3 separate regions of the Mus musculus genome follow, and regions 2 and 3 are each linked to region 1. Evidence: chromatin loops called from intact Hi-C (ENCODE). Cell type or tissue: heart. All regions are shown on one strand. Region 1 holds the start of Gm46266 (a long non-coding RNA gene). Region 2 overlaps Znrf3 (zinc and ring finger 3). Region 3 has its middle 12 kb from the start of Gm11963.

What was found. A loop is a pair of places that touch in the nucleus more often than their neighbours do. Peaks named below come from ENCODE experiments on the same cell type or tissue, not always from the same donor. Only the 100,000 strongest peaks of a DNase experiment are listed, where the experiment ranks them.
Region 2: a loop joins it to region 1, with 2.5 times the contacts of the local background. A loop is called at or near these places in 15 of 42 quality-filtered maps.
Region 3: it touches region 1 in a loop (6-fold over the local background); 24 of 42 quality-filtered maps call a loop at or near these places.

The regions. Positions count from the first base shown.
Region 1 is chr11:5,113,825-5,116,324 of GRCm38, reverse strand. All of the region lies in intron 13 of Emid1 (EMI domain containing 1), which reads left to right. Gm46266 (a long non-coding RNA gene) reads right to left here and starts at 807. Exons shown (of 2, transcript XR_003949635.1): 1 at 1-807. In heart, a CTCF peak has its summit at 1,220 (motif pointing left); a DNase peak (open chromatin) is centred at 1,154; H3K27me3 peaks cover 342 bases.
Region 2 is chr11:5,283,054-5,285,553 of GRCm38, reverse strand. It overlaps Znrf3 (zinc and ring finger 3), which reads left to right. Exons shown (of 9, transcript NM_001080924.2): 7 at 2,114-2,216. Among named protein-coding and RNA genes, the nearest start is that of Kremen1, 23 kb to the right of the region's middle. In heart, a CTCF peak has its summit at 1,229 (motif pointing right); no DNase peak of the experiment used is centred here.
Region 3 is chr11:5,473,094-5,475,593 of GRCm38, reverse strand. No RefSeq gene overlaps it. Among named protein-coding and RNA genes, the nearest start is that of Gm11963, 12 kb to the left of the region's middle. In heart, a CTCF peak has its summit at 1,228 (motif pointing right); no DNase peak of the experiment used is centred here.

The DNA.
Region 1 (2,500 bases):
AGAGACCTCACTCTGCTCTACCCAAAAGATCTATAATAGGTACCACCACATACTTCAAGGGTCCACTAGGGAAGCCTAGAAACTGTCATATGCAAAGAGAACCGAGAAACCGAGATAAAGTGATCTAGACACTGCCATACAAAGGAAGCAGTATGAATGTACAGTGGAAAGGGAGGCTTAGAAACTGTCACATGCAGAGCAGACACTGAGTAAATGGAAGGGGGACCTAGAAACCACATACTCAGAAATCTCAAGGTTTCAAGGACCTCACTGGGAACCTTCAAGATCAATAGAAGTAACTAACAAATGGAGTTGGGGCCTAGGAATCTACCCTACCTAAAGACAGAGAAGGAAGCCTAGAACATACCATGCCCTGAAGTCTCAGGTGCCCGCTCTTGGAAACCATTGTAACATGGAAAGCATTTGGCAGGCGGGCAGGTGGGTGTAAGCATCCTTCTAAGACAGCCAGCCTGGGTTCTCTTTAAAAGCTGGCATCATGGCTTCCCTCCTCCCTTCCTGAGCACCACTGGTGAGGGTGTGGCCAGCATTAGCTTCCAACCTTGTCTTGCCTGTTTGTGGTCCTGGAGTCAGTGATGGATACAGCCGTGGTCGTCCTCACCCTGCACGAGTCCACCTCTGTGTACCCCTTGACTTCTTGGGGCCCTGCTACCTCTCCCAGATGCTTGCTTCCCGACCCTCCATCCTCACCTGCCCACTCCCTGTGGTCCCTGGCCTCTGACAGTGTCAGTGTGGCCTCGGCTATGATCGACACTCTTGTGAGCAGCTCTCTGCCTCCTCTAGGCCCCTCACTCTCCCAGAGACCCGCGATGAGAAAACAGGTTGTTCACCCATCCCAGAAGGTATGGGGAAACCCAGGTCACTACAGAGCCAGGCTACACAGCTCCTATCCCTGCATGGGGAGCCTTGGCCTGCCCCAGGTCAGACCTTGAACCCAGGACTAGCTATGGGAGGGACCCCCAAGAGGTAGCAGGACCCCTACCTGTCCACCTTCTTCCTTTCATCACCTGCACTTCTACCCCTGCTTGCTGCCTGGGAGAAGGTTTGCTGGGCAGCAGATGCATGCGGCTTCCGGGCTGAGGGACCAGCTTTGTGAGAGGTAGGTAGGGATCCTGTTACGGTGGGAACATCCTGCTGAGACACGTCACCTACCAGCGCCCCCTAGAGGTAGCGCAGCTTTCAGAGCCGCTTGCCAAGTTTAGCTGTAGCCCAGCAGTGTCACCAGGTGGTCATAGTCGTGTACTGCAGGAGCTGAGTGACTGGCCTGAGTTACTCTACCTAGTTAGGAGGGAAGCAAGCCTTCATTCCTTATTTAGACAGGGAACACGAGGACCAGCTCTGAGGAGCAAACTGGTGGCACCAAAAATGAGACCCAAAGTGAAACATACTAAGACATCTAAATTCCCAGAGGAGCTAGAGAATCCATTACCGTTCCCTAAGCATCGCTCTGTATGCCAGGCTCAGGGCTTGGCAGTGCAGAGAGGCACTCTGCAGACACAGGCCCCAGGAGGAGTCACCATCGGGTAAAACACCATGGTCAGCAGCCACAGGACAAAAGGAACTTAGGTGTGGTCGGGGTGTCTGTGCCAATAGTGTGTTGCTGATGAAAGGGACCTAACCAGTCATGGGGTATTCAGACAGAAGTGAGGGTAGCAGGGGCCTGGGACATGTTCGGAGTAGCAAGTGCTTGGAGTGGCCGCTTGGCAGGCAAGAAGTGAGAGAGGATAGAGGCTCTCAGAATCTAGGGGTCCTCATTAAGGAATTCTAATATTGGTGGACCTGAAGTATCATTTAAGTACTGCTAAACTGGGAAACAGGAATGGTGGCTTAGACCCGGAATGCCAGCATTCAGATGCCTGAGGCGGAAGGATTGCTCCAAGTTCAAAGCAAACCTGGGCTTCATAGTGAGATACTGAAAGATCTCAAAAAAATTAAGAATTATTTTTTAAAAATTAAAGAATGTGAGGAATGGTATGGTCAGGGTTTTGTTCGCAAAGTATGTTTCTGAACACCAATTTGGAGAGTGAATTGGAGACAGAAAAGGACTCTGGAAGGCTGTGGGCATCCTGATCAAAGGCCAGGAGCCTTTAAGTGTGAGCACGGACCGGCAGCAAGGCTGACAGTGGTCAGTGGAGTCAGGGAACCTTGGGTACTGCCTTGGCTATGAAGGGAAGTAAAGAGGCAGACCCAGGGCTGTTGTGTAAACCTGTATCCCCAGCTGCTCAGGAGGCTGAGACAGAAAGATTACAGGTTCAAGGTCAGCCTGGACAAGTTAGTGAGATCTCATCAGAGAATATACTGGGAATGTATAATATTCTCACATTAAAAGTGAGGAGCTAGAGATAAACCTCAGAGGCTGAGACGCTGCTGGCCTGTGGGAGGCTCTAGCTCTACCACGATACCCAGGAGACACAATCAAAGAGACAGCGCAGCGGTTAGGATGCTCGCTGAGAGCCTGAACTTGGTTCCTATTAGTCACGTG
Region 2 (2,500 bases), 170 kb before region 1:
CTTGAACAGCCCCTGGATAAGATCGACCTCCCCCCTGATGTGTAGGTTGCTGGGTGGAAGTATGTTTGTACACAGGCCCTTGGATGATACGCTTGTGTAGACTGTACGTACAGACTCCTGGGCTCTAACCTAGCCCAGGCAGATTCTTGGTTTGTGAACTTGACGAGTGACTTCATTCTGTGTCTGCGCTTGTGACACCAACCAGCATACTAGATTCTCACAAACACTATTTAGGTGAGAAGATACAAGCAGTCTTTTTATTTTTCTTTTAAGATTTATGTATGTATATGAGCACTCTAATTTGCGTGTACACCTGCGTGCCAGGATCCCATTACAGATAGTTGTGAGTCACCATGTGGTTGCTGGAAATTGAACTCGGGACCTCTGAAAGAGCAGCCACTAAGCCATCTCTCCAACCCTGATACAGGCATTCTAAAGCACCATATTGGCTATTTATTTTAATATCACTGTATCAGACTGGTGGGAAAAGGGGAAAAAAAAGAAAAGAAAAGGAATAAGAACAAGTCAGTAGGATACTTCGGTTTTCTTTCAAATTGGCTGCTTTCCTTAGAAACAATGTGGCCCTATCAAGTGTTCCTTTTCTACTTGACCTCATTCAATGGTACTTAGAGGCAACCATCCAGTAGTTCTCAACCTTCCTAATGCTGTGACCCTTTAATACAGTTTCTCATATTGTGGTGACCCCCAACCGTAAGATAATTTTCATGACTACTAAATAACTGTAATTTTGTTATTGTTATGAAACGTAATATACAAAGCTGTATTTTCCGATAATTTTTTGAGGTCTTGACCCATAGGTTGGGAACCACAGATCTATACCTATATAGATAGCCTCGGGTATTTGTTACTCTCCCTGCAAACCCTTTGTTCCCTGGCCTGTGGCTTTGGACTTAGATGTGCCCCCAGTTCCTGGAAAGGAATCTGCTTCCTTATGCTCCTTGTCTTTTAGCCCTGATAGCTGTGGTTAGGACAGATGAATTGGCCAGTTTCCTTCTCCTTGTGGGCCATACTTCAAGGGATGAGACTGGCCTTTAGAGTTAGGGAAGAGAGTGGGAAGTACCCTGACTTTCCATTTCTGTAACAAACACTTGCAGTAATAAACAGGTAAAGAGCAAAGGTTTGTTTAAACACATAGTTTTAGACTTTTGTTTTATTTTTAATGATTTTATTTGGTTTATGTATATGAGTGCTCTATCTACATGTACACCTGCGTGCCAGAAGAGGGCATCAGATCCCATTACAGATGGTTGTGAGTCACCATGTGGTAGCTGGGAGTTGAACTCTGGACCTCTGGAAGAGCAGCCAATGCTCTTATCTTATGAACGGTCTCTCCAGCCTAGTTTTGGACTTTTAACCCACACACTTACCACAATCCTTTATTAGGCTTATAGAAAGGCAGCATATCATGGCAAGAATATGTGATGGCTAGGACTGGAAAGGTGCCTCAGTGGTTATGAGCACATGCCTATCTTGGAGAGGATCTGACTTCAGTTCCCAGTACCCTCTTCTATTCTCCTCAGGTAACTACACACACATGCACAGATATCAAGCATGCATACACATAATTCAAAGTAAAAATTAAGGCAGCCATGCAGCCTTGTAAGTCTTGTAATATACCGCCATGAATTTCTCAGAACAGTGGACCTTCTTCTTTTCTTCTATCTCTTTTCTAAGCATGCTTTCTCTCATGCTGTAGACTTCCTTGCTCTTTGTCCAATTATCTGACTCTAGGCCAGCTTAACTTAACTTAACTTAAGTGGCATGACTCTCTTCCCTCATCCATTGTCCTTGGAGCAACTGATGAGGCATACTGCTTGCCTGGCCTGGAAGTTTTCTCTTTATCACTAATAAAATTATCCAGGAGGACACAAGAAGAGGAAGAAAGGAAACCAGGCCCACTTGGCACCCTTCCCTTGTACTGCCGAGCTAGGAACACTTAGGATCCATCTTACAGCAGGGGGACACCAGCACAGTGCACAGGCTGCCTGTTCCCCGTTGGCTCCATTGAAAGAAGCACGTGGGTGAGGCTGAAGGCAGAAGTACCCTCTCTCCAGTTCACCCTTCGGTCTGTGTTCTTTATCTCTCTCTGCAGGAGCTTCGGGTCATCCCTTGTACTCATCGGTTCCACAGGAAGTGTGTGGATCCATGGCTACTGCAGCACCACACCTGCCCCCACTGTCGGCACAACATCATAGGTAACTATTACAGGCCTTGCCACACCCTGACCCTACGAAGTATGACAAGTGCGTCATACTTTGGGCTCATGAGCAAGCTGAACCAACACAGCATGGTTTTCTGGACCTGCAGATGTGGACCTTAGGTTTTGGAAGTTGTTTGCACAACTCTAAGCAGAACCTAGCATTAAGGATCACTTTGAGCTGCAAGTGACATGGTGGCTTAGTGGTAAACTGTTTGCCTAGGATGTGCAAAGCCCTAGGTTTGACAGCCCCCTTCGTCCCCCGCCTCTAAAGAAAATCAT
Region 3 (2,500 bases), 360 kb before region 1:
GGGTCATCTAGGAAAACAGATATTTACATTAGGATTTGTAACAATAGCAAAATTGCAACAAAAATAATTTAACGGATAGGGGTCACTACAGCATTAGGGATAGTATTAAAAAGGGCCACAGCATCAGGCACTGCTCTGAATGATGTCTGGAAGTTCAAGGTCGAGGCTCTGCCCTGACTTGGTGTCTGGTGAAGGCTCTGTCTATGCCTTCAGAAGGCCACCATCTTTCGGTTTGATCACATGGCCTCCTTGCTCTCACAGTGAGGATGGACAATGAGGAGCAACCCCGAGTTTCCAGGGGTCTCCGCTTCTGCTTGCTTTGGCATAGGCTAAGTTCAACAGTAAATGCAACCCATGTCTTATGGGCCAGATTCTCCCTCTGGAAATCAGGTTAGCCTTGGTCCTCCTGGTCCTGGGTGCTAGGATTATTAGTGTGTGCCAACTCCTTGGCTTGGCATCTGTTTTTTTTTTAAGATTTATTAATTATTATACATAAGTACACTGTAGCTGACTTCAGATTCGCCAGAAGAAGGCGTCAGATCTCATTATGGGTGGTTGTGAGCCACCATGTGGTTGCTGGAATTTGAACTCAGGACTTTCCAAAGAGCAGTCAGTGCTCTCACCCACTGAGCCATCTTGCCAGCCCCTTGGCGTCTGTTTTTTAAATGAATGGAATCCTATTAGAGCAGGTCATCCTCTTACGACTTAATTATCTAAATTACTTCTTTATAGCCCATCTCTAAATGTAGCCACTTTGTGGGGTTTGAGCCTCAAAGGTGGATTTCAGAGGACATGGGTATTCAGGCCTCGATGTGCCTTTGGTGAGTGTTTTAGAGTTCTTGAACTACTCGCTGTTTCTCTTCAGGAAAGTGGGGTGCAGGGGTACGTACCATCCTCTCAGCACTTGGGAGGCAGAGGCAGGAGAATCAGGAGTTTAGTCATCCTTGGTCATGTGTTAAATTTGAAGTCACATAGAAAGCTCAAGACAGTCTCATGAAATCCTCCCTCTCCCAAGCCAGAGGGCAGTGTAGTTTCTTCTCTTTTCTCTCCACGGCGGCGAGCATCTCGGAACTAAAAGTATAAGAGGTTAGAACTTCCCTACCATGCTGCCTCTGCTCTGGTGGCTCCCCTTCTCCCTAGGAATCCAGCCCTTCTCCACTGCCATACAGTTGGCTCAGAAGCCAATTTGGACACTGGAAAATGGTATCACATGCTGTTCTTTATTCGAACACCGGGGGGCAGTATAACCAACACATTGGAACACATTTGGTAACCTCGTTCCTGCTTATGTAAAACAAGTATAACTCTCTGGATTCCCTGGCTGCTTCTGAAACTTCAGCTCATAAAGTCAGGCTTCCTACCAGGATGGAGACACAACGGCCCATCAAAGAGTACAGCACTGCCTCACCTGTGAAATCTTGGATCTGTTGCTTTTGAATGACATGGATTATAAATATGGCTGGAGAGGTGGTGTCTTAGTCCGGGTTTCTATTCTTGCACAAATATCATGACCAAGAAGCAGTTGGGGAGGAAAGGGTTTATTCAGCTTACACTTCCACATTGCTGTTCATCACCAAGGAAGTCAGGACTGGAACTCAAGCAGGCTTGCTCAGCTTGCTTTCTTATAGAACCCAAGGCTACCAGCCCAGAAATGGTACCACCCACAAGGGGCCTTTCCCCCTTGATCACTAATTGAGAAAATGCCCCACAGCTGGATCTTATGGAGGCATTTCCCCAACTGAAGCTCCTTTCTCTGTGATAACTCCAGCCTGTGTCAAGTTGACACAAAACTAGCCAGTACAATTGACCCCTTGTCAACTTGACACACAAACACATCACTAGTAAGCCTAAACCCTTAATGTCTTATTCATCCCCAAGATCTTAAATAACTTTAAAGTCCCACAGTCTTTGCATATTAAAAGTTCAATCCCTTTAAAATATCCAATATCTTTTAAAATCCAAAGTCTTTTTACAATTAAAAGTCTCTTAACTGTGGGATCCACTAAAATAGTTTCTTCCTTTCAGAGGGAAAAAATATCAGGGCACAGTCACAATCAAAAGCAAAAATTAAACTCCAAATGTCCAATGTCTGGGATCCAACTCACAATCTTCTGGGTTCCTCCAAGGGCTTGGGTCACGTCTCCAGCCATGCCCTTTGTAGCACACATATTGTCTTCTAGGCTCCAGCTGCCTGTACTCCACTGCTGCTGCTGTTCTTGGTAGTCATCTCGTGGTACTGGCATCTCCAAAACACTGCTATCTTCAACTGTAACAGGCTCTCTTCATGATGCCAAGCCTCAACTCCTTTGCATGACTCCTTCAGTCCTGGGCCATCAATTGCAACTGAGGCTGCACCTTCACCAATGTTCTTCCATGACCTCTCACAATGCCGAGCCTCAGCTGCTCTGCGTGACCCCTTCATACCTTCAAAACCAGTACCACCTGGGTGACTCTTACACATTACCAAGTCCTGCTGCAGCACGAAGTAAAACCTTGGCTA